2 separate regions of the Homo sapiens genome follow, and region 1 is linked to region 2. A link is a loop called in an ENCODE intact Hi-C map of the cell type or tissue named here. Cell type or tissue: CD4-positive, alpha-beta T cell. All regions are shown on one strand. Each heading gives the region's core, and the rest is flanking DNA. Links, peaks and the distances in the headings are about the cores only. Region 1 overlaps FAM200C (family with sequence similarity 200 member C). Region 2 overlaps FABP6-AS1 (FABP6 antisense RNA 1).

Region 1 (15,821 bases), core at 4,233-12,232, 190 kb after region 2:
AAAAACAGATTGAGAAGATAAGTGACAAAAAGGTGTGGGGGACAGGTATATGAATGGACCTCTTAGAATAGGCAGAGAATTAAAGATAATTGTGCTCCAGATGGATACTTACCAAACGATGTTGTGTGCCCATGAGAATGCACTTTGCAGCTGTCAACTACAGGCAACATAATTAACCAGGGTCCCCAGAGGCTGAAATTAATGCACTCTGAATTTCATCACTGTACTTGTGCCAGTTCACACTTCCTGGGAGCTCTCCCCAGCAAATGTCTGAGCGTGGCAGGAATACTTAGCCACGCCTATTGCTGGAATATATGGGTCTCTTGTGACAGCTGACTTTGGCTTGAGGTCTTCTGGACTGCCTTGCTGAACCTAAACTAACACAGACATCCATCCACTGCAGAGGAGGCTCTCAATAAACAGTAAGACAAGATGACACTCTTTCACATAGACCAATGGAAAAGATAAAAGAACCCAGAAATAAATCTACACATTTATAGCCAACTCATTTTTGACAAAGGCACCAAGAAAATAAACTTAGGAAAGGGTGGTCTCTTTAATTAGTGGTGCTGGGAAAACTGGATATCCACATACAGAAGAATGAAACGAGATCTCTTTTACAACATACAAAAATCAACTAAAAATGGATTAAAGACTTAAACCTAAGTCCAAGAACTATTAAATTACTAGACAAAAACATAGAGAAAACCCTACAGGATACTGGTCTGGGAAAAAATTTTTGAATAAGACCTCAAAAGCACAGGCAACAAAAGAAAAATAGACAAAGGGATTACCTTAAATGAATAAGCATCTGCACAGTAAAGGAAACAATCAACAGAATGAAAAGACAACCTACAGAATGGGAGAAAATACTTGCAAACTATCCATTTGACAAGAGATTAATATAATAATAAAAGAACAATATATAAAGAACTCAAGCAACTCAATAGCAAAAACTAAATAATCCAAATTAAAAATGGGCAAAAGTCCTGAATAGATAATTCTCAAAAGAAGACATAAAAATAGCCAACAGGTGTATGACAAAATGTTCAACATCACTAATCATCAGGGAGATGCAAATCAAAACCACAATGAGATATCATCTACCCCAGTTAAAATGTCTATTGCCAAAAAGACAAAAAATAATAAATGCTAGTGAGGATGCAGAGAAGGAGAATGCTCATATGTTGTTGGTAGGGATGTAAAGTGGTACAGTGAATATGGAGAACAATGTGGAGGTTCCTCAAAAAAACTAAAAATAGAACCACTATATGATCCAGTAATCCCACTGCTAAGTATGTATCCACAAGAAAGGAAATCAGTGTATCTGCACTTCTGTGTTTACTGCAGCACTATTCACAACAGTAAACATATGGAACCAACCTAAGTCTCCTTCAATGGATGAATGGATAAAGACGTGGTATATATACACAATGGAATATTATTTGGCCTTTAAAAAAGAATGAAATCCTGTCATTTGCAGCAACATGAATGAGACTGGAGGTCATTATGTTCAGTGAAATAAGTCAGGCCTAGAAAGACAAATATCACATGTTCTCAGTCATATGTGGGAGCTAAAAACATGGATCTCATGGAGATAGAGAGTAAAATGGTAGTTAGCAGAGGCTGCAAAGAGTAGGGTGGTGGTGGTGGTGGTGGGCAGGGGAGAATGCAGAGAAGTTGGTAATTAAGTAAAAAAAATTACAGTTATAAAGAAGGAATATGGGGCTGGGCATGGTGGCTCACACCTGTAATCCCAGCACTTTGGGAGGCCGAGGTAGATGGATCACTTGAGGTCAGGAGTTCGAGACCAGCCTGGCCAACATGGTGAAACCCCATCTCTACTAAAAATACAAAAATTACCCAGGCGTGGTGGCAGGTACCTGTAATCCCAGCTACTCGGGAGGCTGAGGCAGGAGAATTGCTTGGACCCGGGAGGTGGAGGTTGCAGTGAGCTGAGATCTCACCATTGCACCCTAGCCTAGACAACAAGAGCAAAACTATGTCTCAAAAAAAAAAAAAAAAAGGAATATGTTATAGCATTCAATAATACAGTAGGGAACCTATAGTTAACAGTAATTTATTGTATACTTCAAAATAGCTAGAAAAATTGTAATGCTCCCAACACAAAGAAAAATGTTTGAGGTGACAGATATTACAATACCCCGATTTGATCACGACATATTGTACACATGTGTAAAACTGTCACATGTACACCCCAAATATGTATAACTCTCAAATATCAGTTTAAAAAAAGAAAAAAAGATGACATACTCTGCGGATATCAGATGGCCTCTTTCCCCAAAATTCCCAATGACTGCCCAATAGGTCCATGTACAAGAGAGGCCATGCTGGCAAGGATGGAGACTTACATTTAGGCTCAACAACATGGACTTCCTCTCACCAAGTTTGATATGCTGAGTGCCTGACCTGCCAACAGCAGGGACCAACACTGAGCGCCTAACATAGGTACTTGGTGGCAGGTTGATTACAGTGGGCACTTTCTATTTACTGTCACTAGAAAAGATACATATTCTGGATATGACTTTGCCTTTATTATCTCTGCCAGCCTTATTAACTGTCATGGTATCATGCATCACATTACTTCTTATCAAAGATTAGCAAAGGGGTATGTATTAGTCTGCTTGGGCTGCCACAATAAAATGCCACAGACTAGGTGAATTAAACAACAGAAATTTATTCCTTACAGTGGAGGGTGTGAAGTCCAAGATCAAGGTACTGGCAAGGTAGGTTTCATTCTAAGGCCTCTTCTCTTGGCCTTGTAGGCAGCTGCCATCTTGCACAAATCTCTTGGTATCTCTTCTTCTTATAAGGGCACTAATCTCACGGGACCAGGGTCCTGCCCTCATGACCTCACCTAACCCTAACACCCTCCCAAAGGTCCCATCTCCAAGTACTGTCATATTGATGGGGGGTTAGGCCTTCAACATATGAATTTGGGGGGGAAACATTCAGTCCATAACAGAGTGTGGCAATAGACTGATGCCCATGGAATTTATTGGTTTTGTCATGTACTTCATCACCCAGAAGCATCTGCTTTGTTAGAATGATAGAATGATTTACTTAAGACTCAGTTACTTGCAACTGAGAGAAAATAACCTAAGAGGATTAGGTTCTATTTCACAGGATGCAGTATGTGCTTTGAATTGATAACCAAAGATATGTAACCCTAACTTCCAAGGTCAAAATATGAGCCCAGAAATCAAGGAGTGAAAGTGGGAGTGGCTCATTTTACTATTGCACCTAATAATCCACTCACAGAATTTGTGCTTCCCTTTGCTGCATCTGTGAACTGTTATTTTGGCAGTCTTGTTTCCCAAGAGAGGAATGCTTCCACCAGGGGATATAACAGTGGTTCTAGTGAATTGTAAGTTGAGACTGTCACTGATCATTTTGGGGTTGTGCTATGAGGATGAATTCCAGTGGGCCTGAAATTGGCCTCAGCTGTTTGCATAACACCAAATCCTGGTCAAGGCATAATATATCCTGATTAATAATATTGTTTTGTAACCTTATGTATGAGGAGTTTCAGGGTAGTTTGTACCAGTTTGTCAACACTGTTTATTGTAATAGTCAGATGAATGATTTATACCTGGAGACCTCTGTCCCTCCCGCTGTTCTCCTTCCTCCAGGGACACAAAAACTTGGTTGCTGGGGCTGGTTATGTGCCAAAAATACGCCTGTGTGAACAGCAGGGTGTAAGAAACCCCAGCTGAGGCTCCATTTTGAGCCCTCTGGTTCTGAGGTGTTCCATGCTCATACTGTTGGTCCCTGATCCAAGAGAGTGTGTCCCTACTGCCCTGTGTTAGTTTCCTATTGCCGCTCTAACACTTTACCACAAAATCAGTAGCTTAAAATGACATAAATTTATTATCTTACATTCTGTAGGTCAAAAGTCCAAAATCAGTCTTATGAATTAAGGTAAAGTTGTCAGTCAACAGGCTGATTCCTTCTGGAAATTCAAGTGGAGAATCTGTTCTTACCTTTTCCAAATTCTAGAGGCTGCCTGTATTCCTAGGCTGGTGGCCTCTTCTTTCATCTTCAAAGCTGGCAGAGTAGCATCTTCAAAACTGACTCCCTGACCTTTGCTTTTATCCTCACATCTTCTTTGATTCTCCTGTCTCCTTAAGAGAGGGACCCTTGTGACCACAATGGGCCCATTGGATAATCCAGGATAATCTTCCTATCTCAAGATATTTCACTTAATCACATTTTCGAAGTCTTTTTTTGCCATGTAAAGTAACATATGCACAGGTTTCAGGGATAAATATGCAGACACCTTTGAAGGACCATTTTTCTGCCTACCACAAGCCCTGACAGTTAGTGCTCAAAATTGTCCTCTCCAGACCTCTTCTTATGAGGCAGCCTTTGGGTATGATGCATATCTGTACTTTAATGCTGATACTATCCTATTTTCTTTTCCTGTAATAAATTATAGATTTGTCATTTTGGGTCCTATTATCTGGCAAATGAATTCTGTCCATCACCATTAGTACTGGGCTCATGTCACTGAACCAATACGCAAAGAGGGGGAATATTTTACTGGCTAGGGCAATCAATAATGATTACTAAGGAGAAATTGGGTTGCTGCTACACAATGGCAGCAAGAAAGACTATGTCTGGGACACCAGGGGATGCTCTGAATACACCTCTTAAAGCTTCCACGTCCAATAACAAATGTTAATAAAAAGTAATTCTTTTTATTTCTTTTTATTGCCTAATTGCCCTGGTTAGAATCTCCAAGTACAATGTTAAATAAAAGTGGTGGCTGGGAGCAGTGGCTCACATCTGTAATACTAGCACTCTGGGAGGCCAAGGCAGGCAGAATGCTCAAGCTCAGGAGTTTGAGACCAGCCTGGGCAACATGGCAAAATCCCATCTCTACAAACAATATAAACAATTAGCCTGCCATGGTGGTGTGTGCTTGTGGTTACAGCTACTCAGGAGGCTGAGGCAGGAGGATCGTTTGAGCCTGGGAGGTGGAGGCTGTAGTGAGCCATGATTGTGCCACTGCACTCTAGCCTGAACAACAGAGATAGGCCTTGTCTCAAAAAAACCAAACAAACAAGTGGTGAGAGTAGACAGTCTTGACTTTTCCTGATCTTATAGGGAAGGCTTTTTTTTTTAACCACTAAGTATGTTAGCTGTGGGTTTTTCATATTTTCATAAATGCTCATCAAGTTGAGGACATTTCCTTCTATTTCTAGTTTTTTTTTTTTTAATTAAAGGATATTGGATTTGTCAAGTGTTTTTTTTCCCGTCTGTTGAAATGATCATGTGGTTTCTTTTATTCTGTTAGTTTGATGTATCCTACTGGTTGACTTTCACATTGAACCAACCTTGCATTCTTGGAATAAATCTCACTTGGTCACAATGTATAATTTTTGTCACATGTTGCTGGATTGAGTTTGCCAGTATTTTATGGAGGATTTTTATAAGCATATTCATAAGGAATACTGGTCTGCAGTTTTCTTGTGATGTTATTTGTTTGGTTTGATATCATGGAATGAGGTAAGTGTTCCTCCCTTTTCATTTTTTTGGAAGAATTTGTGAAGGATTGGTGTTCTTTTAATATTTGTTAGAATTCATCAGATGACAGTGAATCCATCTGGCCCTGAGCCTTTCTCTGGTTCCTTGGATTTTTTTTGGATTACTGACTCAATCTTTTTACTTGTTATGGGTCTATTCAGGTTTCCTATTTTTTCTTGAGTCAGTTTTGGGAGTTTGTGCCTTTCTATTAATTTTTCTGTTTCATCTAGGTTATCTAATTTGTTGGTATGCAATTGTTCATAATATTTCCTTCTTTGATTCTGTAAGGTTGGTAGTAATGTCCCCTTTCATTCCTGTTTTTTCTAGGTCTAACTTAAGGTTTGTCAATTTTGTTAATATTTTCAAAGGACTAACTGTTGATTTCTATGATTTTCTCTATTGTTGGTGAGTTTCATTTATTTCCACTTTAATCTTTATTATTTCCTTCCTTCTGCTTGCTTTGGGTTTAGTTTGCTCTTATTTCTCTAGTTTCTTTAGGTGGAAGTTTAGGTTATTGACTTTTCTTTTTTTTTTTTGAGACAGAGTCTTGCCCTGTCACCTAGGCTGGAGTGCAATGGTGCGATCTCTGCTCACTGCAACCTCTGCCTCCTGGGTTCAAATGATTCTCCTGCCTCAGTCTCCCAAGTAGCTGGGATTACAGGTGCCTGCCACCACACCCAGCTAATTTTTTTATTTTTAGTAGAGATGGGTTTTCACCATGTTGGCCAGGCCGGTCTCAAACTCCTGACCTCGTGATCTGCCTGTCTCGGCCTCCCAAAGTGTTGGGATTACAGGCGTGAGCCACCATGCCCGGCTGACTTTTCTTTTTAATGTAAGCATTTACAGCTTACATTTGTTCTCCGCTAGAACAGAGGGAGAAGGTGGAATAGCTTTTGCTTGCTGGGTCTCCTGGCTTCCTTCTTTTTCCCATGCTGGATGCTTCTTCCTGCTCCTGCCGCCCTTGGACATCAGACTCCAGGTTCTTCAGCCTCTGGACTCTTGGATTTACACCAGTGGATTGCCAGGGGCTCTAGGGCCTTCAGCCACAGACTGAAGGCTGTATTGTTGGCTTCCCTAGTTTTGAGGCTTTCAGACTGAATCCCTACTGGCTTCTCTCATCCACACCTTGCAGATGGCCTATCGTGGGACTTCGCCTTGTGCATCATGTGAGCCAATTCTTTCTAATAAAATCCCTTTCACATATACATACATCCTATTCATTCTGTTCCTCTGGAGAACCCTAATACAGGTAGCAAAACCGACCACTGGAAGTCCAGACACATCCTATTAGTTTAGAATGTATAGCATCTTTCCTATTAATTCCAGCAAAAGTACTACAGCTAACTAATTAGCCAGTAGGGGGTAATATGGACTGATAGTGGGGGGAAAATAGTTCCTCAAGAAAAATCAGGGTGTTATTATTAAAAGAAGCAAGTGAATGAATGAATGCTAAGCAGGTCAAAACAAGATGATCAGACTGTCAGATCTCTTGATTCCTATACGCCAAGAACTACAAAGTTTATACAACTAATCAGTAGCTGAGACAGGACTCAATCCATTGCTGAAGTATGATAAGATTTACAGCAAATTTGTAAAACAAAAGTAAAATAATCTAAGGTCTCTCTTTATTCATAGAAGCACAAATCACAACACACAATAACCTTATACTGCCCTTCAAATTAACGTAGACTTTGAAAGCTTCATATTCGATGTTTCTAAATGCCTGGTAGATATTAAAGCCATGCTCATAGTATTTGATATAATTTGGTGCTAAAAAAAAAAACCTGTATACTATCCAGAGCTTTTTTTTTTTTTTTTTATATGGGTCTCTATTGCCCAGGCTGGAGTGCAGTGGCATAATCACAGCTCACTGTAGCCTCCACCTCCAGGGCTCAAGCGATCCTCCCAATTCAACCTCCCAAGTAGCTAGGACTATGAGGGCATGCCACCACACTGGGCTAATTTTTGTAAAGAAAGGGTGTCACTTTGTTGGCCAGGCTGGTCTTGAGCTCCTGGGCTCAAGTGATCCTCCTGCCATGGCCTCCCAAAGTGCCAGGATTACAGCTGTGAGCCACTGTGCCCAGCCTTTTTTTTTTTTTCAGACAAGGTCTCACTCTGTCACCCAGGCTGGAGTGCAGTGGCACCATCATGGCCTACTTCAGCCTCAACCTTTTGGGCTCAAGGAAACTTCCTGTCTCAGTCTCTTGAGTAGCTGGGACTACAGGCATGTGCTACCATGCCCAGCTAATTTTATTTTTTGTAGAGACGGGGTCTTGATATGTTGCTCACGCTAGTCTTGAACTCCTGGCCTCAACAGCCCTCCTGCCTCAGCTTCCCAAAGTGCTGGGATTACAGGTGTGAGCGACTGCACCCGGCCGCAGAGTCTATTTTTAAAAATTGAGGCTGGGCGCAGTGGCTCATGCTTGTAATCCCAGCACTTTGGGAGGCCAAGGCAGGTGGATCACTTGAGGTTAGGAGTTTGAGACCAGCCTGGCCAATATGGTGAAACCCTATCTCTACTAAAAATACAAAAATTAGCTGGACGCAGTGGTGGGCATCTGTAATCCCAGCTACTTGGGAGGCTGAGACAGGAGAATCTCTTGAACCCGGGAGTGGAGGTTGCAGTGAGCCGAGATCACGATCACACCACTGCACTCCAGCCTGGGTGACAGAATGAAACTCCGTCTCAAAAAAAAAAAAAAAAAAAAAATTGAGATATAATTCAAGTATCATCAAGTTCACTCTTTAAAAGTATAAGTTAGCCGGGTGCGGGGGCACATGCCTGTAACCCCAGCACTTTGGGAGGTCGAGGCGGGTGGATCACGAGGTCAGATCGAGACCATCCTGGCTAACATGGTGAAACCCCCTCTCTACTAAAAATACAAAAAAATTAGCTGGGCGTGGTGGCGGGTGCCTGTAGTCCCAGCTACTCAGGAGGCTGAGGCAGGAGAATGGCATGAACCCAGGAGGCGGAGCTTGCAGCGAGCCAAGACGGCGCCACTGAACTCCGGCCTGGGCGACAGAGCAAGACTCTGCTTCAAAAAAAAAAAAAAAAAAAAAAAAAGTGTAAGTCTATTTGGTTTTGCTTCCCATTGGCTCATGCCTGAAAATGCTGACCTATTATTTACTAACTTTCAGCAGTTTTTGGTGGCTTAGACAAACAGTGAGGATGTCAAAAATGCACACGCTTGTATTACAGAAAAAGTCATTGATATTTTCTTTCCCACCTGGGTTTCCCAGTGATTTCTTGCAGTCTCATGGTTACCGGCTCCAACAGAGTTCTGCCTGCCAGTTTTCAGTCCACAGAGGCTCAGGTAAGGAATTTTAAATTTGAGCCACTAGTACCTTTTCTAGAGATGTTTAAAATCAGCTATTTGGCAAAATCTGTAATGTGAGTAAAGTTGCTTTCTCATTCAAACCTATACAGAGAGTGACATCTGCTGGTCATGAAGATTATGTTTTTATTCTATTTTACTCCTTTTCAAAATTTATCAATGACTCTAAAATAAAACATAAGAAAAGTAATTATCTCTTCTTTGGGAAAAAAGAAACCAACACATGACTAAAAATTCCAATATATGTACCACTGTGGGACATTTTTAAACTAAAAAAAATTGAAATTCCTTCATTTTAGCAAACACTGCAGCTCTTTCATTTGATCAGGAGAAAATAAAATTGTTGTAGAATTTGAAAATGAATAAAAATCCTAGTTAGCCATTTCCTTAAAAATGTCCTTTGAGTTTTTGTTTCAGAGCAGCAATAACTAATTTAGTCTAAGACCTAATGAAAGACTGGCTATCAAAGGTCATTTAATCCTGGTCCTTCTATCATACTATTAAATCCTAGGTTTCATACATGCCCATGTCCCTATTCCTACCTCCTTCCTAACTTTAGAATTGCATACAGATTAAACTTTATATACACACATCTAGATTTTTTTTTTTTTTTTGAGATGGAGTCTCACTCTGTCACCTAGGCTGGGGTGCAGTGGCACAATCTCAGCTCACTGCAACCTGTGTCTCCTGGGTTCAAGCAATTCTTCCGTCTCAGCCTCCTGAGTAGCTGGGATTATAGGCGCATGTCACCATGCCTGGCTAATTTTTGTATTTTTAGTAGAGGTGGGGTTTCACCATTTTAGCCAGGCTGATTTCGAACTCCTGACCTAGTGATCCGCCCACCTTGGCCTCCCAAAGTGCTGGGATTACAGGCATGAGCCACCGCACCTGGCCTACACATCTAGATTTCCATATTAGCTTTGGAAATTTTTCTGTCTTTGATGTTAGATTGTAATAGGAAAATTAGGACCTATATTCTGTTACTACATTTTTCAGTGAAAAAAGGTGTGTATTTATACTTACTGATAAAATATAAACTTTGATTTGCGTACTAATGTGGCATCTAAATTTGGTAGTCAGGTTCCATTTCCCTTCAGGTTTATTTTTTATTTTTCAGTATTATAAAAGTGTTCTGATTAGCCACCTTATAAGTAAAACTTTTGGACATTCCTGATTCTTTCCACATGATAAATTTATAGAGGAAAAATTCTTAATCAAAGGGCTATAAATAACCAACAAAGAGACTAACATTAGTGTAATAATAATAAAAAATTGAGAGTAGTAGGAGATGGATATTTTATAAATTCAATCCTTACATATTATCTAGGGGAGTCAATATATAACTTTTAAAGCTGATTCAACTGCTATATGTCATGGTATGAACATACTACTTAAGAGATGTGGGTGGAACCACAAGAAATTACAGAAGAAATGGGTAATTGGGCAGGAAGGGGATTGTGGCTTTTCCTTATAGGACTCTCTATATCATTTTTTCCCAGCCTTGAGCATGTAGTACTTTGATAAAATATTAATGTTTAAAAATAGAAATGAAAATTTATTTAAATTAAAAAATATTTTGCCAAATTATCATCCAGAAAAAGTGTGCTAAGTTAGATTCCCATGGGGAATTTTTTGATGGTCTTGAATTACTCCATTGATTTCATGTCAATTTATTTATGATTTATACTCTGACATTTTGAACTTAGAAAAATACATATAAGATGTAATATAAGTGACAAAATTAGGGTAAAGGAAAAATAAGTATAGGAAAAATTGAACCCAGAGGACCCAAGAATCCAAGAATCCATCAGAACAGTCTGGAAAGCTGGTTATGAATGAGGATCCTTGACCTTATCACAGGCCTACTAATCACAATCTCTAGGGTAAGGCTCAGGAATCTCCTTTTCAGCAGCCTTGATAACTTGGAGTTCTGAAGTAATTTAAAGATGACAAACAGTGATTAATATATTAGGCTATTTATTAATATGATATTCATAGCACAGGAGCTAGGGGAATGGACATTGTGAGACTAACTCCAAAGAGTATATTTAAAAGTAAGTCTTACATAAGCCAGATCATTCCTTTTCCCATTATATTTCATAATCCTCTTCTGATTTCATTAACCTCTCCATAACAAAGACGGGCGAACTCAATCTTTCATTTTGCCTTTTTGACTTCTGGGATATCTTCTCTTTTCTCCTGGCTCAATTCCTAGCCTATTGCACCATTTAGCTGGATATTCTAGTGCTTAGGTATCTTTTTCATATACCACACGAACAGGTTAAACAGATACTTAGAATTGGGAAAATCTCATGATAGCAACTAGGCAGTAGTACTTAATCTTTTCTGCTGTGTTTTTATTCTCAAAACATATTTTCACATGCCTCATTCAAAATTAAAGTTCTTAAGTTTTTTAGACATAGAATTCAGTATATCATAAATATGAAAGAGACAGAATTACAGCTTAATTTTACAATGATATTAAGATTGAAATTATTCATTAAAAAAGTATATCAGCTTACAGTGACTTCTGCTGTAGCTGTAGCTTTTGTTCAATGATGTCCGAGAAACGAGGAACTTTTTTTGAAATAGCCACACGGATATCATCACTCAGATTAAAGCAGCTTCTGGACTTTGTTTTGAAATGTAAAAGTGATGAAAATCCCAACTCACAAAGGTATGTAGTTGCAAATGGCATAAGGATTTCTAGAGCTGTCTTTGCCAGGTTTGGAAATGCTGTGAATTGGGCACACCAGAAATCCTCAAGCTTCATTGTCTCAAATTCCATTAGGATTTGGCCACTAGCTCGTAATTCAGCAAGATCATTTTTCATTAAATAACTATCATCAACAAAATCGATATTAAAAAGAAATGGATCCAATATCCATTTACTTGCCTCATTAAGATCTCCAATGGAAAAATATCCATGGAAGAAGTTGCTCAATTGTTGCAGATGCAGTGTTATTTCAGCTGCAATGAATATGCCTTCATTATCTGAAACAATTATTTCTTCAAGAAAAGGAAAATTGGTAAAATTTCTTTTCTCAATTCGTTTTTGCCAAAATGGAAACTTCCTAACAAAAGCAGATAACTTCTCTCTAGCTGATACTGTGTTCATCCCAGTCCTCTGCATAGATGCACTGAGTTCATTTAAGTGTTTGAATAAATCTGCAAGGTATGCTAGGTGAATTTTAAACTCTTTATTTTCAAAGCCATCAACTAAATTACTGCTCTTGTGGTGAAGAAACTGATTTATTTCTTCATACATTTCAAAAATGTGAGTAAGTATTTGGCCTCGGGAAAGCCACCTCATTTCAGTATGGAAAAGGAGGACACTATATTCTATGCCAATTTCTTCAAAGAAAGCCTGAAATAGGCGATGATTTGGAGCTCTCCCTTTGATGAAATTTATTACCCTCACCACAGTAAACAGAGCATCCCTCAGTTTTGTAGGCAATGTCTTTATGACAAGTGCATGAGGATTCAATAAACAATGTGTAACTACGATATGAGGTATCTCTTTTTTCACGTAGGCAACAAACTCGGAATTTTCTCCTAGCATAGAGGAGGCACCATCAGTACAAACAGAGCCACATACATCAAGTGCTATCTTATGCTTCAGAAAGAAGTCTCTGAAGAGATTGAACACATCTATTCCTTTCATGGATAGCTGCAATGGTTCACAGAAGAGAAATTCTTCTACGATCTCTCTTTCTTTTATATAGCGCACAAATGCCATTAGCTGACTGCAGTCATCCATGTCAGTTGTCTCAGCAAGCTGAATACCCACTTTAAGAGGACTGGCTTTGATATCTTCTAGAACTTGCTGTAAGATATCCTGGCTCATTTCATCAATTCTAGAATGGATCACATCATCTGATAAGGGTACCTGCTGAAGCTTTTTTTGTGCATCTGGTCCCAAAACTATTTGTGCTATTTCCAGTGCACAAGGTTTCACTAACTTTTCAGCTACTGTATGAGGATTCTTCTCCTTGGCACATAAATACGCAAATTGATACGATGCTTGTAATAAAGTATCCTCATGAGATGCAACTCCAAATGCTTTCAAGGTTTCACTCTGATCAGATGGTGCTGGCATATGCTTCAGGCTATTGAGATCATGCCCAGCTACACCACCATGCTGTCTGTTAAAATGGTCTGACAGTTTTGATGGTCTGAGGTCAGCATTTGAAAATACTGAGTTACACAACACACACTGTGGACGCTGAGTTCCATCTACTTCCGTTGTACAGGTGAACCAGTAGCGAACATAGTCATCATCCCATTTGCGTTTCTTCGACATGGCACACAAAAATTCTCAGGTAGTATTCCAGAGATGCCACAGAATTTTGCTTTGGGAGTAAAATATAACCCACACATTAAAAACCAGTGGCTAACTGAATTAAAACAAAGCCACATCACATGCTATCTTGTATATGTCAAGATACAGCCTGCAGCATGTCAATTCGAAGTAAGCCATGACAGGATATAGTTCAACTTAAAGCTAGCAACTCATAGCTAATGCCCTGGAATAAATGATTTGCCAGCAAGTTATATATGGGAGATTTGAGCTTAGACAAGTTATGAACACCTGTAAGTCCTTTATTGGTGAATTATAGTTATGGCTTAACTTGTTTTCAATAATGTATGTTACAAACAAATCTAGCACATTTTGTATCCCTAGAAAGGGCATCTCACTACCACCACCTTCTTCCACTCAGCCCCAAAGATGTATGCATACCCTCAGTTAAGAATCACTGAATAAAGGAGCAATTCACTAAATAAGGAAGGGTGGATTCTGACATGGAGGTTAAAATAATTGTATACATTTATGGGGTACAAGCACAATTTTGTTATATGCATAGACCACATAGTGGCAAAGTGAGGGTTTTTAGGGTATCCGTCACCCAAATAACATACATTGTACTCATTATTTCTCATCTACTCCCTCCCACCCCACTCTTCCACCCCACCCTTCCAAGTCTCCTTTACCCATCACTCCATTATCCACGTCCATGTGTACACATTATTTAGCTACCATTTATGAGTGAGAACATGGTAGTTCTTTTTAATAGTTAAAGACTAAACAGGTCTGTAATACTATTTGAACCTTGAGCAGTTTTGACTCCAACTTAGGCAGAGAATTTCAAATAGGTCTTTAAGTCTGATTAAGCCACCCCTGATGCAAAGGTAGGCTACAAATTGGCTCAGAGCTTCCTTGCTGCTAAGTGTAACACACTATCAGTCCATGATTCATAGTGTCCATATAAAAAAGCAAAATGGTCGGGCGTGGTAGCTCATGCCTGTAATCCCAGCACTTTAGGAGGCTGAGGTGGGTGGACTGCCTGAGCTCAGGAGTTCGAGACCAGCCTGGGCAATATGGTGAAACCCCATCTCTACTAAAAATACAAAAAATTAGCTGGGCATGGTGGCATACGCCTGTAGTCCCAGCTACTAAGCCAAGATCATGCCACTGCACTCCAGCCTGGGCGACAGAGCAAGTCTCTGTGGAAAAAAAAAAAAAAAAAAAAAAGCAAAACAACTTGCTCAGGGGAAACACAACTATTCTTGTTACCGAGACTTCAGAAAAATCCCTCTCATAGGAGAACACTCTTAAGTAAAATAACGAATTTCATGATGCTTTTCCACCTAAATACCTCTAAGGGAAAGCAGTCAAGAACACACACATGCACATACACAAAATAAGCAGCATTCCTAAGGTTTGGTTTAACCCAAAGACAGGATGTAGAAGGCCCTACCCATAGAGATTCTGATTCTCCAGCTATGGAGTGGGGGCCTAGAATCTGTATTGTAAGTATTTTAGATAATTCTTATAAATAGTAACTAGAACAGTGATCTGTGACAAGAGACACCATATCATCACAATCACTGGGAAACCCTTTCAAAATATACACGTCCCTGCACTACCTTAGAACTAATACATATCTTCTCCAGAAGCAGAACAAAAGAATATGAAATAATGTTGTTCAGGCAGTCCTGAAACACAACCTGGTTAAGTAGTCAGGCTTAGGGGAATAAAAACGTATCCTTCAAACCAATCCTTAGCTAACAAATATTCTAGGTTTCTAAGTGAATGGTCCCAATGCTTTAATAGATATTTAAATTTTCTACATTTTCTGAGTTGATGACAGCCTCCTATGAAAGTTGAAACCTAAAATGAAAGCCATATCTTTTCTCTTTCTCTCCCTTTAGCAACGAGTAAAGGCATAATCCACAGGTAGGCTCAAATATACCTTAGAAAACATTCTATCTCCAAGATAAGTAAGTGATCCCCAAAGTTTCCAAAGTTCTGTGCCAGAGAATGTGGCTGAAATAAAGTAACAGGTACACATTTAAATCTGAATGCCCACTTTGGACATTAAAAGAAAAATCACAAGCCAAGAATATCCACTTAAAGCATTAGCTTTCAAGTGGATCTACCAAGATGAACTAGTTGTAAAGTGTACTCCAATAAAATAAGCTGAGCTGTTACAAGGTTGTTATGAGCCTGTTAAATTGGAGGATGTCTGCCAATCAAAAAAGACAACCTGAAGTTTAAAGAGCTGATCTTAAGACTTCTTTTGTCAAGTAATGAGACTACATGACCACTTTTGCTTAGAACCACTTCTAATTAATGACGATAAAATTATGACATTACCATAAATGCTTATTTTTCTGTATTCTATTAATGTATATTTATCATGTAATATTTGGGGAGGAAGAGGGAATAAAGGAAAATGTTTTTAGTCACATTAGAAATCATTACAAGAGGGGCCCTGCACGGTGGCTCACGCCTGCTACCCCAGCACTTTGGGAAGCCAAGGCGGGCAGATCACTTGAGGTCAGGAGTTCCAGACCAGCCAGGCCAACATAGTGAAACTCTGTCTCTACTAAAAATACAAAAATTAGCTGGGTGTGGTGGCGCATGCCTGTAGT
Region 2 (15,821 bases), core at 3,813-11,812:
CTGGGGAGGCTGAGACAGGAGAATGGCATGAATCCAGGAGGCGGAGCTTGCAGTGAGCCAAGATCACGCCACTGCACTCCAGCCTGGGTGACAGAGCGAGACTCCATCTCAAAAAAAGAAAAAAAAGAAAAAAAAAGAAATCCTGGGCTCAAGCAGTTCTCCCGCCTTGACCTCTTAAAGTGCTTTCTATTTCTCTAACTTGCCAGGGAGCCATATCCCCTTTCCCTCACCTGACCCCTTGAATTTTCCTGCCAGTATTCACAAGGGTAAAGGCCCCAATGTCACCTACCCAGCCAGCCTTCCCTGGCAATCCCCACTGGTCCTCTTTTTCTAAATTAAACATTTTAGAGATGGGGTCTTGCTATGTTGCCGAGGCTAATCTTGAACTCCTGGGCTCAAGCAATCCTCCTCCTTCAGCCTCCCAAGTGGCTGATACTACAGGCTCATACCACTGTGCCCGGCCTCGCCAGTCTTATCCCTCACCCTGTGTTCTCCTGTTTCCAGCAGTCATCCCTATCTGACATTTTTCTGCACACACTGCATCTTCCCCAGGGCAAGGTTAGCTCCATTCCTGCAGAAACCTTGCGTGTTTACTCTCCACTAAGTCCCCAGGCTTCGCCCACATCTGGCACATAGTAAGTGCTCAACATATGTCTGATGAGCTAATGGCCCATTAGGCCTGGATCCCCTCTCTATGGGAAATCATGAACTTGCAGCAAACAGAATCATCCAATAGACACTGGGCCCTACTATGCGCCTGGCACCGTGCTAGACAGCAGGGCAGCCACAGAGACACAGGCTCAGTCCTGGCTGAGGAACTCACTGGCCCACTGGGCAGAGATAATGTGCTTGTACAGTAAGGCCAGGCAAGGCGCATGCGCCCAGGTTCTACTGAAAGGCCGTCTGGGGTCAAAGGGTAGCTGGAGATAATGCCAGTGTGGCTCCTGGATCATATAAGAAATCCCACGCTGGGGTTGATGGCTCATGCCTGTAATCCCAGCACTTTGGGAGGCTGAGGTGGGAGGATTGCTTGAAGTCAGGAGTTTGAGACCAGCCTGAGCAACATAGTGAGACCCTGTCTCTACAAAAAATAAAAAATAAGCCAGGCATGGTGGTGCACACCTGTAGTCTGAACTACTTGGGAAGCTGAGGCAGGAGGATTGCTTAAGCCTGGGAGATTGTGTGTCCGGAATTGGTGGGTTCTTGGTCTCACTGACTTCAAGAATGAAGCCACGGACCCTTGCGGTGAGTGTTACAGCTCTTAAGGTGGCACGTCTGGAGTTTGTTCCTTCTGATGTTCGGATGTGTTCAGAGTTTCTTCCTTCTGGTGGGTTCGTGGTCTCGCTGGCTCAGGGGTGAAACTGCAGACTTTCGCGGTGAGTGTTGCGGCACGTCTGGAGTTGTTCGTTCCTCCCGGTGGGCTCGTGGTCTCGCTGGCTTCAGGAGTGAAGCTGCAGACTTTCACGGTAAGTGTTATAGCTCATAAAAGCAGTGGGGACCCAAAGAGTGAGCAGTAGCAAGATTTATTGCAAAGAGCAAAAGAACAAGGCTTCCACAGTGTGGAAGGGGACCCGAGCGGGTTGCGACTGCTGGCTCAGGCAGCCTGCTTTTATTCTCTTATTTGGCCCCACCCACATCCTGCTGATTGGTAGAGCCGAGTGGCCTGTTTTGGCAGGGTGCTGATTGGTGCGTTTACAATCCCTGAGCTAGATACAAAGGTTCTCCTCATCCCCATCAGATTAGTTAGATACAGAGTATCCACACAAAGGTTCTCCAAGGCCCCACCAGAGCAGCTAGATACAGTGTCGATTGGTGCACTCACAAACCCTGAGCTAGACACAGGGTGCTGATTGGTGTGTTTACAAACCTTGAGCTAGATAGAGAGTGCCGATTGGTGTTTTTACAATCCCTGAGCTAGACATAAAGATTCTCCACCTCCCCACCAGACTCAGGAGCCCAGCTGGCTTCACCCAGTGGATCCCGCACCAGGGTTGCAGGTGGAGCTGCCTGCCAGTCACGCGCCATGCGCTCGCACTCCTCAGCCCTTGGGCGGTCGATGGGACTGGGCGCCGTGGGGCAGGGGGCGGCGCTCGTCGGGGAGGCTCGGGCTGCACAGGTGCCCACGGAGGCGGGGGAAGGCTCCTGCATGGCTGGCTGCAGGTCCCGAGCCCTGCCCCATGGGAAGGCAGCTAAGGCCCGGCGAGAAATCAAGCGCAGCGCCGGTGGGCCGGCACTGCTGGGGGACCCAGTACACCCTCCGCAGCCGCTGGCCCAGGTGCTAAGTCCCTCATTGCCCGGGGCCAGCAGGGCCGGCCGGCTGCTCCCAGTGCGGGACCCACCAAGCCCACGCCCACCGGCAACTCCAGCTGGCCCGCAAGCGCCGCACGCATCCGCACGCAGCCCCAGTTCCTGCTCGCGCCTCTCCCTCCACACCTCCCTGCAAGCTGAGGGAGTGGGCTCCAGCCTTGGCCAGCCCAGAAAGGGACTCCCACAGTGCAGTGGTGGGCTGAAGGGCTCCTCAAGTGCCGCCAAAGTGGGAGCCCAGGCAGAGGAGGCCCCGAGAGTGAGCGAGGGCTGTGAGGACTGCCAGCACGCTGTTATCTCTCATTTGAGGCTGCAGTGAGCCATGATTGCACCATTGCACTCCAGCCTGGGCAATGGAGCAAGACCCGGTCTCAAAAAAATTAAATAAATAAAAAATAAAAATAAAAAGAGAGAGAGAGAAAGAAATCCCCTTTCTGAGCTGGGCCTCTCACCAGGGACACCCTCTGCGTAGAACACCCCTATCCACCGCACTCCAACTCTCCCAGGCTTTTTGTTCATTCTTTTGATTCCAGTGTCCACCTCCTTACCTCCAGGCCTTTCCTGACCCCTCATGTCCCACCTTGATGGCAGTCCCTTTAGATCCCCTGTCCTGATGCTGACCACTGCTCTGATGGCCGGTTTCCCTGCCTATACCTCCATATTCCCCACTCCCTGCCCACCCCATCAGTCTATTTGTTCCCGGAAAGCAGGGACCTTGACTAGCACCCAGTGCAGTGCTCAGTACATAGCAGGAGCTCAAGGAATATTTGTTGTCTGAATGAACAAATACACAGACAGAGTATTTCCTGGGAAGGCAGAATTTAATCTCCTTCCTGGCTGGGTGCAGTGGCTCATGCCTGTAATCCCAGAACTTTGGGAAGCCAAGGCAGGTGGATCACTTGAGGTCAAGAGTTTGAGACCAGCCTGGCCAACATGGTGAAACCCCGACTCTACTAAAAATACAAACATTAGCCGGGCATGGTGGCGGGTGCCTATAATCCCAGCTACTCAGGAGGCTGAGGCCGGAGAATTGCTTGAACCTGGAGGCAGAGGTTGCAGTTAGCTGAGATGGTGCCACTGCACTCCAGCCTGGGCAACAGAGCGAGACTCTGTCTCAAAAAAAAAAAAAAAAAAAAAAAAAAAAGACTCTCCTTTCTGAGGCCAGCACAAGGGGTTGAGAACAAGAGCCCTTCCACATGGTCACAGCCCGTTCTTAGTGTGTATTCACTGCTGGACTGGCCACTGCCTCATTCAGGGCTCTACTGCCAAGCCTCAAACTTTTTTTCTGTCTCTCTCTCTCTTTTTGAGACAGGGACACGTTCTGTGGCCTGGCTGAAGTGCAGTGGCACGATCACAGCTCACTGCAGCCACAGCTTCCCAGGCTTGAGAGATCCTCCCCATCTCAGCCTCCCAAGGAGCTGAGACTACAGTCATGCACCACCTTACCCAGATAATTTTTGGTAGAGACAGGGTTTTGCCTTGTTACTGGTCTGGAACTCCTAGGCTCAAGTCATCCACTTGCCTCGGCCTCCTAAAGTGCTGGGATCCCAGGTGTGAACCAGCCCACCTGGCTATTTTTTCCTTTATTATTATTTTTCTTAGGTCCATGAAGGTTCATATTGCAAGAAGTCCACAGGGTATAGAGCAACGTGGCTCCCTCTTTCTCTTCCCCAGAGGGAGCTGCTGCATGGTTTCCGTGTGCTGTCTTCCACTTTGCTGCATCTTCACTTCAGGGAGGCCTGCAGTCTGCAGCCCTCTTGGGACCCGAGGGCACCACTCCCTGTTGGAACAGAAGAGTCAGTTCTGGCATCAGCAGTATCACTCTGTAGCTGGGTCCAGGCAGAGGGGACATGGGCCAGGAGGATTTATTCCAGGCTGTAAGATGCCCAAGTGCAGGGCAGCTGGAGAAGCCCATGCCGAGAGAGCAGGCAGTGCCCACAGTCCTCCTTTACAGGGTGTCTACTGGATCTCATGTCAAAGCACCAAGATGCCAGGTGGCTTGATGATGCCTGGGGAGCCACCATGGCACTCAAGGGGAAAGGGTCTCACTCCACGGGGAGACCTGGAGAGGGACATCCCCTATCCAACCCCTTCTGCCAGGTCTAGCCCAAGCCTTCCCCAGGAGGGTTGAGAAGGCGGTGACAACCTCAACTACAGCTTCTCTGCCCAAACATGAATCCAGGTTTAGATAAAGATGAACAACAGGAGGCCCCAAAAAGGAAACCTGATGGGGCTCTGGGGAGAGAGGCTCTAGGGTTAGGGAAGGCTTTCCTGGGGGACTAGTGTATATACGAGCCTCAGGTCTTGTAAGGTTTTGGAACGAGGGTTGGCAGCTTCATTGTTGAGTCGCTGCTAAGTTGCAAGGGTGGGGAGTGTCAAGATATCTCCTAGTCCAATTCCATTTTCTTTTCTTTTTGTTTTTTGAGATGGAGTCTTGCTCTGTTACCCAGGCTGGAGTGCAGTGGCACGATCTCGGCTCACTGCCAGCTCTGCCTCCCGGGTTCACGCCATTCTCCTGCCTCAGCCTCCTGAGTAGCTGGGACAACAGGCACATGCCGCCACGCCCGGCTAATTGTTTTGTATTTTTAGTACAGACGGGGTTTCACCGTGTTAGCCAGGATGGTCTTGATCTCCTGACCTGGTGATCTGCCCACCTCGACCTCCCAAAGTGCTGGGATTACAGGCGTGAGCCACCGCGCCTGGCCTCCAATTCTATTTTCTATTCTCCATATTTTAGGACCAGGAAGGCAGATGCTGGCCACTCAGCCACTCTCATCCCGCTTTCCTACTCCAGACCTTATTAGGCTACCGTGACACCTTGTCTGCTAAGCAACACATGTCTGCAATGGGAGAAATCCCATTTGCCACCCTTCCCTAAAGGAGCTCTGCCTTACCTCAACAGGCCCCACGAAGAAGCCCATGGGAGTGGCCTCTCCTAGAGTTTTGCAGTGCACAACCTGTGCAGCCCTCCACAGGGGCCCTGCCCGGCTAGACAGATGGCTTTTGGAGGCTCCATAAGGTGGGAAGAGGGGTGGGCCCAGGGGGTTCATAACCTCCCACACTGCTTCACCCTAGGCAGTTCTACGCTCTCTGTCTTACACAGTGGACTTACATTGGACTTCTGAATAAGACTTCACTTGAGACAGCGTGTCCCATTGCTAATAACAATGACACAGGCTGTGACAACCCCTTCAGTAGAGAGAGACCAGTTAAACCACAGGCTTCACAGTCTTAATCCCAGCTCTGCCTCTTACTGCCTGCATGACCTTGGGTGAATAATACTATGTACCTCACAGTGTGGCTGAGAAGACCAATAGAGATAATGCAGGGACAGTGTGGCCAGTGTGGTGATAGTGGGACCACAAGGAAGAGGACAGTCCCTTCCAGCTCTGCCGGCAGAGCCTAGGGAGGGCTCTCAGCACTGTTGGCGCCGATCATTCTTTGTTATGGGGGCTGTCCTGTGCATCTCTGGTCTCTACCCACTCCATGCCAACCCTGCCCCCTCCTCAGTTATGACAACCAACAATGTTTCCAGATATTGCCAAATGTCCCAGGAAGACAAAGTGGCCTCCAGTTGAGAAGCGCGCGTCTGGAGAGAAATGCTGCAGGAAGCGAGAGGCAGTGGGAGCTGGAAGGAATGGGGAAGGCAGGGAAGTCAGCCTCCCCCTGCTCCGGAAACTCCTGTCAGCTCCTCTGCTCTGTCCCTGGAGACCGCTTGTCTCTGCTGGAGGCTTCCTCCTGATAAGGCTGCTTCGTGTGTGTGTGTGTGTGTGTGTGTGTGTGTGTATGTGTGTGTGTGTGTGTATGTGTGTGTGAGAGAGAGAGAAAGAGGAGCAGGAGGTGGGGGAAGGAGCTGGAGAGGGAAGGGAGAAGGAGAGAAGAAGGGGGAAGGGGGTAGGGAGAGGGATTGCAGAAGACAGAAGGAGAGAGCTAGAAGGCTAAAAATACCTCTGGCCCCCACGTCCCTAGTTTCTGCACAGACCCAAGATATAGCCCTGGGGACCTGGGGCTATATCTGGCTACATAGTCTGGAGTCCTTTGCCCCCTCCTCTTAGTTACCTGAGGGAGATGATTCAGGCCAGAAGGGGTGCAAAGCGGGAAGAGGAAGGCAGGAAGAGGAAGGCACCCAGTCTTTGCTCTCCCTGTCCCCCACAGACAATCCCCCAGCAGGTTTGCCTTCTGTGCCTCCAAAATCCACCAGGGTCAGGCTCCTCCCACTCGCCCCATCAGCCGCCACCTCTTTGTTTCTGGAGTTACCACCTCACTGGTCTCCCTGCTTCCACGTTCCTTCTTCCTATCATGTGTTCTCCAGGAAGCAGATGGAATGACATGAAAAATGTAAATTGGATCGTGCCATCCCCATGCCTAAAGCCCTGTAATGGTCCCCTCAGTCCTCAAAATCCAAGCCAGATGCCCGGCTACAGCCTTCAAGTGTGCACGGTCCCCAGGCCCCTCTTTCACTCACCACCAAACTCCCACCACACTGTCCTTCCTTCTATTCCTTGCCTGCACCATCCCCCTAGCTTTTTACCAACTGAGGCGTTATCTGAAATTCCTCTGCCTGCTTTTCTCAGCCCCATGTCCTAAGCATTAAGGTGTCCACAAAGATTCCTTTCTCAGACATGCCTTCCCTGCCCACCCCATCTGAAAACGACCTCTTCAAATACTGGCCCATCATCCTGTTGTTCTTTACAGCACTTTTGACTTTATCTTCTTAATTCCTGGAGGGCAGGGACCTCACGTGTTTCTTCTGTATCTCCAGGGCCCATGTGTCTGGCACACAGTGAGCAGTCAATAAAATGGATTGAATAGACAAATGAATGAACAATGAGATGGTCTCCAGAGCCCCTCCCAGCGTGCTGGCTTTTTGTGTCATTGCAGACTTTGCACCTCTGGCTCCAGGGAGCTCACAGGCAGGGGCTGGTCCAGCCCAGAGGCGATGAAGACAGTGACGATGATGATGGTGGTGGAGATGCAGGCGCTGACTCAGGTAGCTCCGTGAAGCTGGAAATAAGTCATTTGAGGCAAATGAAAGGATGACCCAGGTCACAGTGGGGAGAACACCTTGGGTGGGGGACTTGCTCGCCTTTCTCTGTGATGCTAATAACAGACTTGTCATGGCTCCAAAGCCCTTTTCCTCCTTTCAGCTGTCTCTCTGTGACTGTCTTTGTGACAGTCTCATTGTTGTTGTTACTAAGATGGCTTCCCTCAGAGGACGGACACTTGGAGTAGTGGCAGGTTCGGCCACCCCTAGAGACGATGGCGGTGGGGACCGGGGCAGCCCCCTGGCCCCCTGGGCTCACCCCCTCCTGCGCCACCCCGGGCCGTGCCGTGCCAAGCCGGCCACCAGAGGGCGCGCCAGGTCGCGGCATCCCGGCTCCCCGTCGGCCTGGGGCCGGCGGGCGGGGCTCGGCTGTCTCCTACTGAGGCCTCGCACTTCCTCTCTGTCTTGCCATTCCTGTCTCCCTCTCTCCCTACCTGGCATCTCCCCCTGCTATCTTCATCCCCTGCCCCCTCCTTCGTCTCCATTAGCAAACCCGCATGGTAGCCTATCTTGTGGTGAGCCCCAGTGTCCGGCGCGGGGAGGGACACAGACGCGTCCCAGTGGGATCTCCGCTCACTAGGGAGTTCACAGCCTAACCTGAACCCCCGCACCAGCCCAGAGCAATGAAGCCTCCTGAAAGGACTGCTGAGGAGAGACAGGCCGTCCTACAAGAAGTGGGGCAGGACATGGTCTTCCCCACGGAGGTGGCTCCACATCCCTCCCACCTACCCCAGCCAGGGGCCCTCTGACTGTGCCACTCACCGTGCAGGCGCACCACACAGGACGTCCTGTGATGGAAAAGGCTTAGGCAGAGTCTGGCTGCCTTATCTCACTAAGGGGTAAACTGAGGCTCCAGCAGTGAAACTAGTGTGAAGTCTGGGTTCAAATTCCATCTCTGCTGCTTAATAGCTGGACGACCTTAGACAGCCTTCCTAACCTCTCTGAGCTCAAGCTGCGGAAGTGGCAGCCTCTTAGGATTATGGGAGAACACACATGCAACATGCTTAGCACTGTGCCTGCAGTTAGTCATTATTCTTAAGAAAGTGGCCTACCCATGGCCACCTATTGAGCAGAGGTGGCAGACCTAGGCCCAGAATCCCCATCTGACCTCTGAACTCTCAGGCCCTAGTTCTTTCTGCCGTTGTGGGCAGAGGCTGCAGGGAACAGCAGAGGATGCAAACGCCCGTTGAGTCCTTTTTTTTCTATTTTTTTTTTTTTGAGGCGGAGTCTCCCTCTTGTTGCCCAGGCTGGAGTGCAATGGCACGATCTTGGCTCACTGCAACATCTGCCTCCTGGGTTCAAGAGATTCTCCTTCCTCAGCCTCCTGAGTAGTTGGGATTACAGGCGCCCACCATCATGCCTGGCTAATTTTTTGTATTTTTAGTAGAGACGGGGTTTCACCATGTTGGCCAGGCTGGTCTTGAACTCCTGACCTCAGGTGATCCACCCGCCTTGGCCTCCCAAAGTGCTGGGGTTACAGGCGTGAGCCACCGCACCCGGCAAGTCTTTAGTTTGAGGAGAGGTCTGTGTTACTGTCCCCAGCTGTCTCATCTGTGTTCTCCTGCCATGGGCATCTCTTGGGATGGCTCCACACTTCCTCCTGGCCTGGCCACACCTAATCCTTCAAACCTAGCCCTTGGGTGGGGAGAGGGGAAGGTGGCCTTAGCATTGCCAGGGAAGTATGAACTGGCACAATCTTCATGGAGGCTTCGTCAGTGTCTGGCAATCCTCTGACCCAGTTGTTCTACTTCAGGGGATTTAACCCTACAAGAGGGTCATATATATACACATATGAATGTATACATATTTGCGTGCATTTATACATATATCTCTGAAGGATACATAAGAAACTAGTAGTTTTGAGTTGGGTGCCATGGCTTACACCTGAAATCCCTACAGTTTGGTAAGCTGAGGCAGGAGGATCACTTGAGCCCAGAAGTTCCAGACCAGCCTTGGCAACATGGCAAAACTCCATCTCTAAAAAAAAAATACACAAATTAGCAGGGTGTGGAGGCATGTAATTGTAGTCCCAGCTACTTGGGAGGCTGGTGTGGGAGGATCACTTGTGTCCAGGAGGTCGAGGCTGCAGTGAGTCAAGATCGCGACACTGCACTCCAGCCTGGGCAACAAAGCGAGACCCTGTCTCAAATAAAACAAAAATCCCCAAAGAAACTAGTGGTTTCGTTTGCCTAGGGTGGGGGGGTAGGGTGGAAGGGGATGGGAGTGAGGTGAGGTGGGAGATTTTCCCCATAGCTCTTTTGTTATTCTTGGATATTAAGAGAAGTGAATGTATTACCTATTTAAAAATAATAATTTAAACGTTTTTTAAATAGGAATGGTAGCCAAATGCAATGCCATACAATTAAATAACAAAATAATAAGTAAAGTCAGAGTTGGGGGAGGAGCCAGGTGGGATTCCCTCTCCCCTTCTCATTTCTCACCCTTCTTCTTTCTTCCTCTTTCCCCTCCCCCTCCTCTCTTTCTTCAGGAAGCCACCTGTCCTGTTTTCTCCAGCCCACAGTGAGGTTTCTTTGAACTCATTCATTCATTCACTTATTTATTTATTTTTTGCGACAGGGTCTTACTCTATCACTCAGGCTGGAATGCAGTATATGATCATGGATTACTGCAGCCTCCACCTTCCAGGCTCAAGTGATCCTCCCACCTCAGCCTCCTGAGCAGCTGGGACTGCAGGTGCACACCACCACACCCAGCTAATTTTTGTATTTTTTTGTAGAGATGAGATTTCACCATGTTGCCCAAGCTGGTCTTGAACTCCTGGGCTCAGGCGATCTGCTCGCCTTCACCTCCCAAAGTGCTGGGATTACACGTGTGAGCCACCTCACCCAGCCATTCATTCACTGATTCATTCTTCATTTATTCTTTCACCAAATGTGCTCTTGGGTGGAAGCAGGGATTTAGGCAGACTCTACTTTCTGCTCTCTACAGGGGAGATGGATATTGAGACGACACAATCCTCAGTATTGTCATTATCATTCATCGAAGTGCCATGAAGGAGAAGTGGCATGGCAGCATAGAAAAGGGACCTGAACTAGCCTGGAGGGCCAGAAAGGCTTTTCTGAGAAAGTGACTCCTTTATTTCCACTTAACTCTTCAAAAACTTTTTTCTCTTATGAAGAAACTCAAATATATACAAACATACAATACCCCATGTACCCACAGCCCAGCTCCATACTGATCAACATGGCCAATCCTACCTTATTTTATCCCACCTACTCCCCCACTTCACCATGTCAAAAAGCAAAATGTCAACAAATTGAGTTTCAAAAATTTAACTGGCTTGGCCGGGCGTGGTGGCTCACGCCCGTAATCCCAGCACTTTGGGAGGACAAGGCAGGCAAATCACGAGGTCAGGAGATCGAGACCATTCTGGCTAACACGGTGAAACCCCGTCTCTACTAAAAATACAAAAAAAAGAAAAATTAGCCAGGCGTGGTGTCAGGCGCCTGTAGTCCCAGTGACTCGGGAGGCTGAGGCAGGAGAATGGCATGAACCTGGGAGGTAGAGCTTGCAGTGAGATTGCACCACTGCACTCCAGCCTGGGGAACAGAGCGAAACTCCATCTCAAAAAAAAAAAAAAAATTTTAACTGGCTTTTCTTAGCGATTCATGAATTGGGCAGAATCCCATATACAAAACAGAAAGGTGCTCCAATGGGGTAACCAGAGAAGCTGGGCTTTTTTTTTTGAGATGGAGTTTCACTCTTGTTGCCCAGACTAGAGTGCAATGGCTTGATCTCAGCTCACTGCAACCTCTGCCTCCCAGGTTCAAGCGATTCTCCTGCCTCAGCCTCCCAAGTAGCTGAGATTATAGGCATGCACCACCGTATCCGGCTAGTTTTTATATTATTAGTAGAGATGGGGTTTCACTGTGGTGGCCAGGCTGGTCTCGAACTCCTGACCTCAGGTGATCTGCCCACCTTGGCTTCTCAAAGTGCTGGGATTACAGGCTTGAGCCACCACGCCCTGCCAGAAGCTGGGCTTCATAGGCAGAAAAATGTTGAAGAAAGCAGAAACGGGGAACAAAAAGTGGATTGGTTATTTCAAAGTTACATTCCTTGTAGGGTTAAAGCAGAGGGGACCTCCTTATCATGCTGTCTCAGGTTGACTGGGGCATTTTAGCTAGCTGCTGTGAATATCCTATTTTTTGGAAAACTGGCCTATTTCTAAGTTCAGTTTGATTATATGGCCCCTCAGAATGAGTGACTCCAGTTTGGTTTGGCCTGATTTGTTAGGACCTAGTGCAGAAGTTCAGTCCAAAACAATGGCATCTCATAAATTTTATTTAACGATGCTCACCTCATTTTTTTTTCTTTGAGAAAAGGTCTTGCAATGTTGCCCAGACTGGTCTCAGACTCCTGGGATCAAGCAATCCTTCTGCCTTAGCCACCCAAGTAGCTGGGATTATGAGTGCAAACCACTGCATCCAACTCCACCCAATTATTTTGAACCAAATCTCAGATATTATATTTCTTTTTTTTTTTTTTTGAGATGGAGTTTTGCTCTTGTTGCTCAGGCTGGAGTGCAATGGCACAATCTTAGCTCACTGTAATCTCCGCCTTCCGGGTTCAAGCAATTCTCCAGCCTCAGCCTCTCAAGTAGCTGGGATTATAGGCACGCGCCAACATGCCTGGTTAATTTTGTATTTTTAGTAGAGTTGGGGTTTCACCATGTTGGTCAGGCTGATCTCGAACTCCTGACCTCAGGTGATCTGCCCACCTTGGCCTCCCAAAGTGCTAGAATTACAGGCTTGAGCCACCGCGCCCAGCCTCAGACACTATATTTCATCTGTAAATATTTCAGTATAAATTTCCAAAAAATAAGGACTTTTAGGCCAGGCAGAGGTTGCAGTGAGCCGAGACTGTGCCACCACACCCCAGCCTAGGCAATAGAGTGAGACTCCATCTCAAAAAAAAAAAAAAAAAAATACCCACAGGGTTCTTGCTGTGGAGCATGCACCTGTAGTCCTGTAGTCTTAGCTACTTGGGAGGCAGAAGCATTGCTTGAACCCAGGAGTTGGAGGCTGCAATGAGCTATAATCCTGCCATTGCACTCCAGCCTGGGCAATAGAGTGAGACTCCCCATCTCTAATAAAATAAAGATAAAAATAAAAATAAATAATACGTTTTTTTAAAAAAGCTCACTATGGAGATGGAGTGAAATTCCACGAAGGGCACACAATGAGTGATGCATGAACGTGCTCAGCCCATGTCTTTCCTCCCCAGCTCCCCCTCATCCCCTGCATCCTATTTTCTTTTCCTTTTTTAGGGGGGGTGGGGATGGAGTTTCTCTCTTGTCATCCGGGCTGGAGTGCAGTGGCGCAATCTTGGCTCACTGCAACCTCTGCATCCCGGGTTCAAGCAATTCTCCTGCCTCAGTCTCCCGAGTAGCTGGGATTACAGGCGCCCGCCACCAAGCCCGACTAATTTTTTGTATTTTTAGTAGAGACGGGGTTTCGCCATATTGGGCAGGCTGGTCTCGAACTCCTTACCTCAGGTGATCCACCCGCCTCGGCCTCCCAAAGTGCTGGGATTACAGGTGTAAGTCACTGCGCACGGCCGCATCCTATTTTCTTTACTGGGAAACACACTGCTGTGGAGAGGGAAAGAAGCCAAGTGCTCAGGGCCTATCCAAGGTAGGAAGCCTCACCCTGCTAGCAGCCTTGAGCTCAGGCTTCCTGCTTTCTGAGAAATACTGTCCCGAGGTCTCCAGCTCCATAGCTAGGGATGGTCTGGGGGTTGGAAAGAAAGGGGGCGTAACAGCTAAGGTTTTCCATTGGCTTTTTGGGGACCAGTGGTGCCTCAGATAGAGAAGCCCAAAACTGAAAGTTTCTCAGAGAATTATAAAAAATATATGTGGTAGTCTCGTCTCCCACTGCCAGTATTGTGGTTTTGGCAGAGTTATGATAAGGGCCGAGTCTTCCATCTGGCATGGGACCCAAGGCCTCCCAGTCAAAGACAAGATACCATTAATGATTAGATTGTCATCTTGGCCAGGATTTGCTCTCTCAGCAGGAAGCAGAGGTTGCAGTGAGCCGAGATCGCACCACTGCACTTTAGCCTGGGTGACAGAGCAAGACTTCATCTCAAAAAAAAAAAAAAAAAAAAAAGCAACTGAAATACCCCCACACATTACATATTTGCATGTTCATACATGTTCAAAGTCGTGTACACTTATAAACAGACATGCCTGCACAAGTGTGCACACTCCTTTATCACAGGTGCTGCTGGCTTCCCCCTTCCTGATGAACTCTGTCAGATGCCCATTTCTCCTAGCAACCTTGTTTTCTGAAAGGCTGACTCCAACCCTGCTCCAGGAGAGGGACCTTCATTAGTCTAAGCCAACCCTGGTGGTCTTAGTCCCTCTGATGGAGATTGGTTTACCTTTGGGCTATGTGACCACGTTCTAGCCAATGACATTTGGAAAGAAGTTGGCTTGGGGCTTCTGTGAAATTTTCCTTATTCTTAAGAAAGTCATCTCAGAAGTGAAGACTCATTTACCTGTCATTGGATTCTGTAATGTGAGAGTGTGGGGTATGGAAATGCTGCAGCCATTTCGTGACCTTGAGGATGCAGAATTAAGCAGAGTGGAGAAGTGGAAATGACCCAGGGCCTCTAATGCCGTTACTGATCCACACAATCAGTCAACTTGAGAGTCCTCCCTTCCCATCTCTGGAATTCTAGTCATGAGAGATATTAACTTGATTTATTGTTCAAGGTCTCTTTTCTTTTTTCTTTTCTTTTCTTTCTTTTCTTTTTCTTTCCTTGTAGCCTAAGGCAGCAAACCGATACCCTCCTTCCATAAACACATTATCTCACATATACATATCCATATATCTGTATATAAACAACTAGAGCCATATATAGAAAGTCACAGCTGAGCACATGTGCACGCTGTTTACATGTATGTATAATAAAAGCAGGCTGGGCGTGGTGGCTCATGCCTGTAATCCCAACTTTGGGAAGCCGAGGAGGGCAGATCATGAGGTCAGGAGTTTGAGACCAACCTGGCCAACATGGGGAAACCCCATCTCTACTAAAGATACAAAAAATTAGCGGGGCATGATGCGTGCCTGTAATTCCAGCTACTTGGGAGGCTGGGGCAAGAGAATCGCTTGAACCCGGGAGGCAGAGGCTGGAGTGAGCTGAGATCATGCCACTCCACTCCAGCCTGGGCGACAGAGCAAGACTCTGTCTCAAAAAAAACAAAAAAGCAAAAAAACCCACATAATATTCTACATGTATCCACAGTGATTCAAACTTAATATACACAGAGAAAAGTATACATCCTCCTAGGTACACAGATAGAAGGACACATATACATCATGTTTCATACATGCATGCAAATCTATGTATAGTACAACAGACATAAATGCACACGGGCAGTATGCATTTCTACACAGAGCCACACATACTGGTTACATCGATGGCAACATTATTTTTTCCTACCCACGTCTAAACAGCCACAAAGTGCATACCCACAGCTCTGAGGGCTGCTTGGCTATGAGCACCCAGGACTGAAGAAAGTTCAGGAAATAGTTAGGAGAGGGACTTACAGACCAGAACACCACTGAGGAGTGAGGAGGTCAAGTCCAGGGTGGCTTGGACATGCACGGCAGCACCTGGGTCATGGATGCTAGACACAGCACCAAGGCAAGCTGTGATTAGAGTGTTTCCACCTTCAAAGGCGAAAAAAACCTTACTCTCACCTACCCCAGGACCTTCGTCCATACAGAAGAAAAACCTACTTTGCCCTTCAAACAGCTCTTTTTGTTTTCCTCATAGGCAAATAATTGAGTTAGACGTTGCATGAAAGTCAATTTTTTTCCCATTTATGCCACTGGGCATTCTAGGTAGAAGGAAAAGTGCAAAGGCAAAGAAATGCAAAATAGCACAGTGAGTTTAGGGGATTCCAGTGGAAATGAGTTTGCAGCAGAAACTGAGGATATGACAGAAGATGAGGTAGGGAAATGGGCAAGGGCCACGAACCTAGATTTACCTCTAAACTCCCATGGCCCAATCCATTCATCCGACTCCCAGGGTCACATGACTTTGCTCCCAGGCCTGCATCTTCCATCCATCAGCTTTTTCATGCCAAACACCCAAATTAAATGGATAACCAAGACATTTTAGGAGACAAGGTAGCAATAGTCAGATTTTCTTTCTGGCTTTTGTATGGGGTTATTTAGGTTTTCTGCTCTAAATTACCCTTCTTTTGTTTCTTTTTTATAACAGAGAGGAGTTACCAAGGACATTCTTGCTAAATTAGTTTGTATTTATTATTCAACAGTGTAAATCATCTTTCAAAAATGTCATGTTTCCAAGTTTAATAAAAAGTATTTCCAAAACAGTACATATGGTATGTTCCCATTTTGGATAAAATGTTTGTATGTATATTTATATGTGTATATAATAAGGTCTGGAAGTAAATACACACCAACTGTTAAGCAATAGT

The links. Hi-C counts contacts between places; a loop is a spot of excess contacts. Peaks named below come from ENCODE experiments on the same cell type or tissue, not always from the same donor. Only the 100,000 strongest peaks of a DNase experiment are listed, where the experiment ranks them.
Region 1: it touches region 2 in a loop (9-fold over the local background); 41 of 110 quality-filtered maps call a loop at or near these places.

The regions. Positions count from the first base shown.
Region 1 is chr5:160,382,303-160,398,123 of GRCh38, forward strand. It overlaps FAM200C (family with sequence similarity 200 member C), which reads right to left. Exons shown (of 2, transcript NM_022090.5): 2 at 10,846-13,237. The coding sequence starts at 13,188. The coding sequence ends at 11,404. Among named protein-coding and RNA genes, the nearest start is that of FAM200C, 9.8 kb to the right of the region's middle. In CD4-positive, alpha-beta T cell, for the core only: CTCF peaks have their summits at 8,998 (motif pointing left) and 9,199; no DNase peak of the experiment used is centred there.
Region 2 is chr5:160,191,864-160,207,684 of GRCh38, forward strand. FABP6-AS1 (FABP6 antisense RNA 1) reads right to left here. Exons shown (of 4, transcript XR_941148.3): 2 at 12,859-12,959; 3 at 6,364-7,308; 4 at 3,833-4,084. It also overlaps a transcript of FABP6 not described here. Among named protein-coding and RNA genes, the nearest start is that of FABP6-AS1, 10 kb to the right of the region's middle. RefSeq lists silencers at 1,570-1,770, 7,423-7,782. In CD4-positive, alpha-beta T cell, for the core only: a CTCF peak has its summit at 7,645 (motif pointing right); a DNase peak (open chromatin) is centred at 7,678; H3K4me3 peaks cover 447 bases.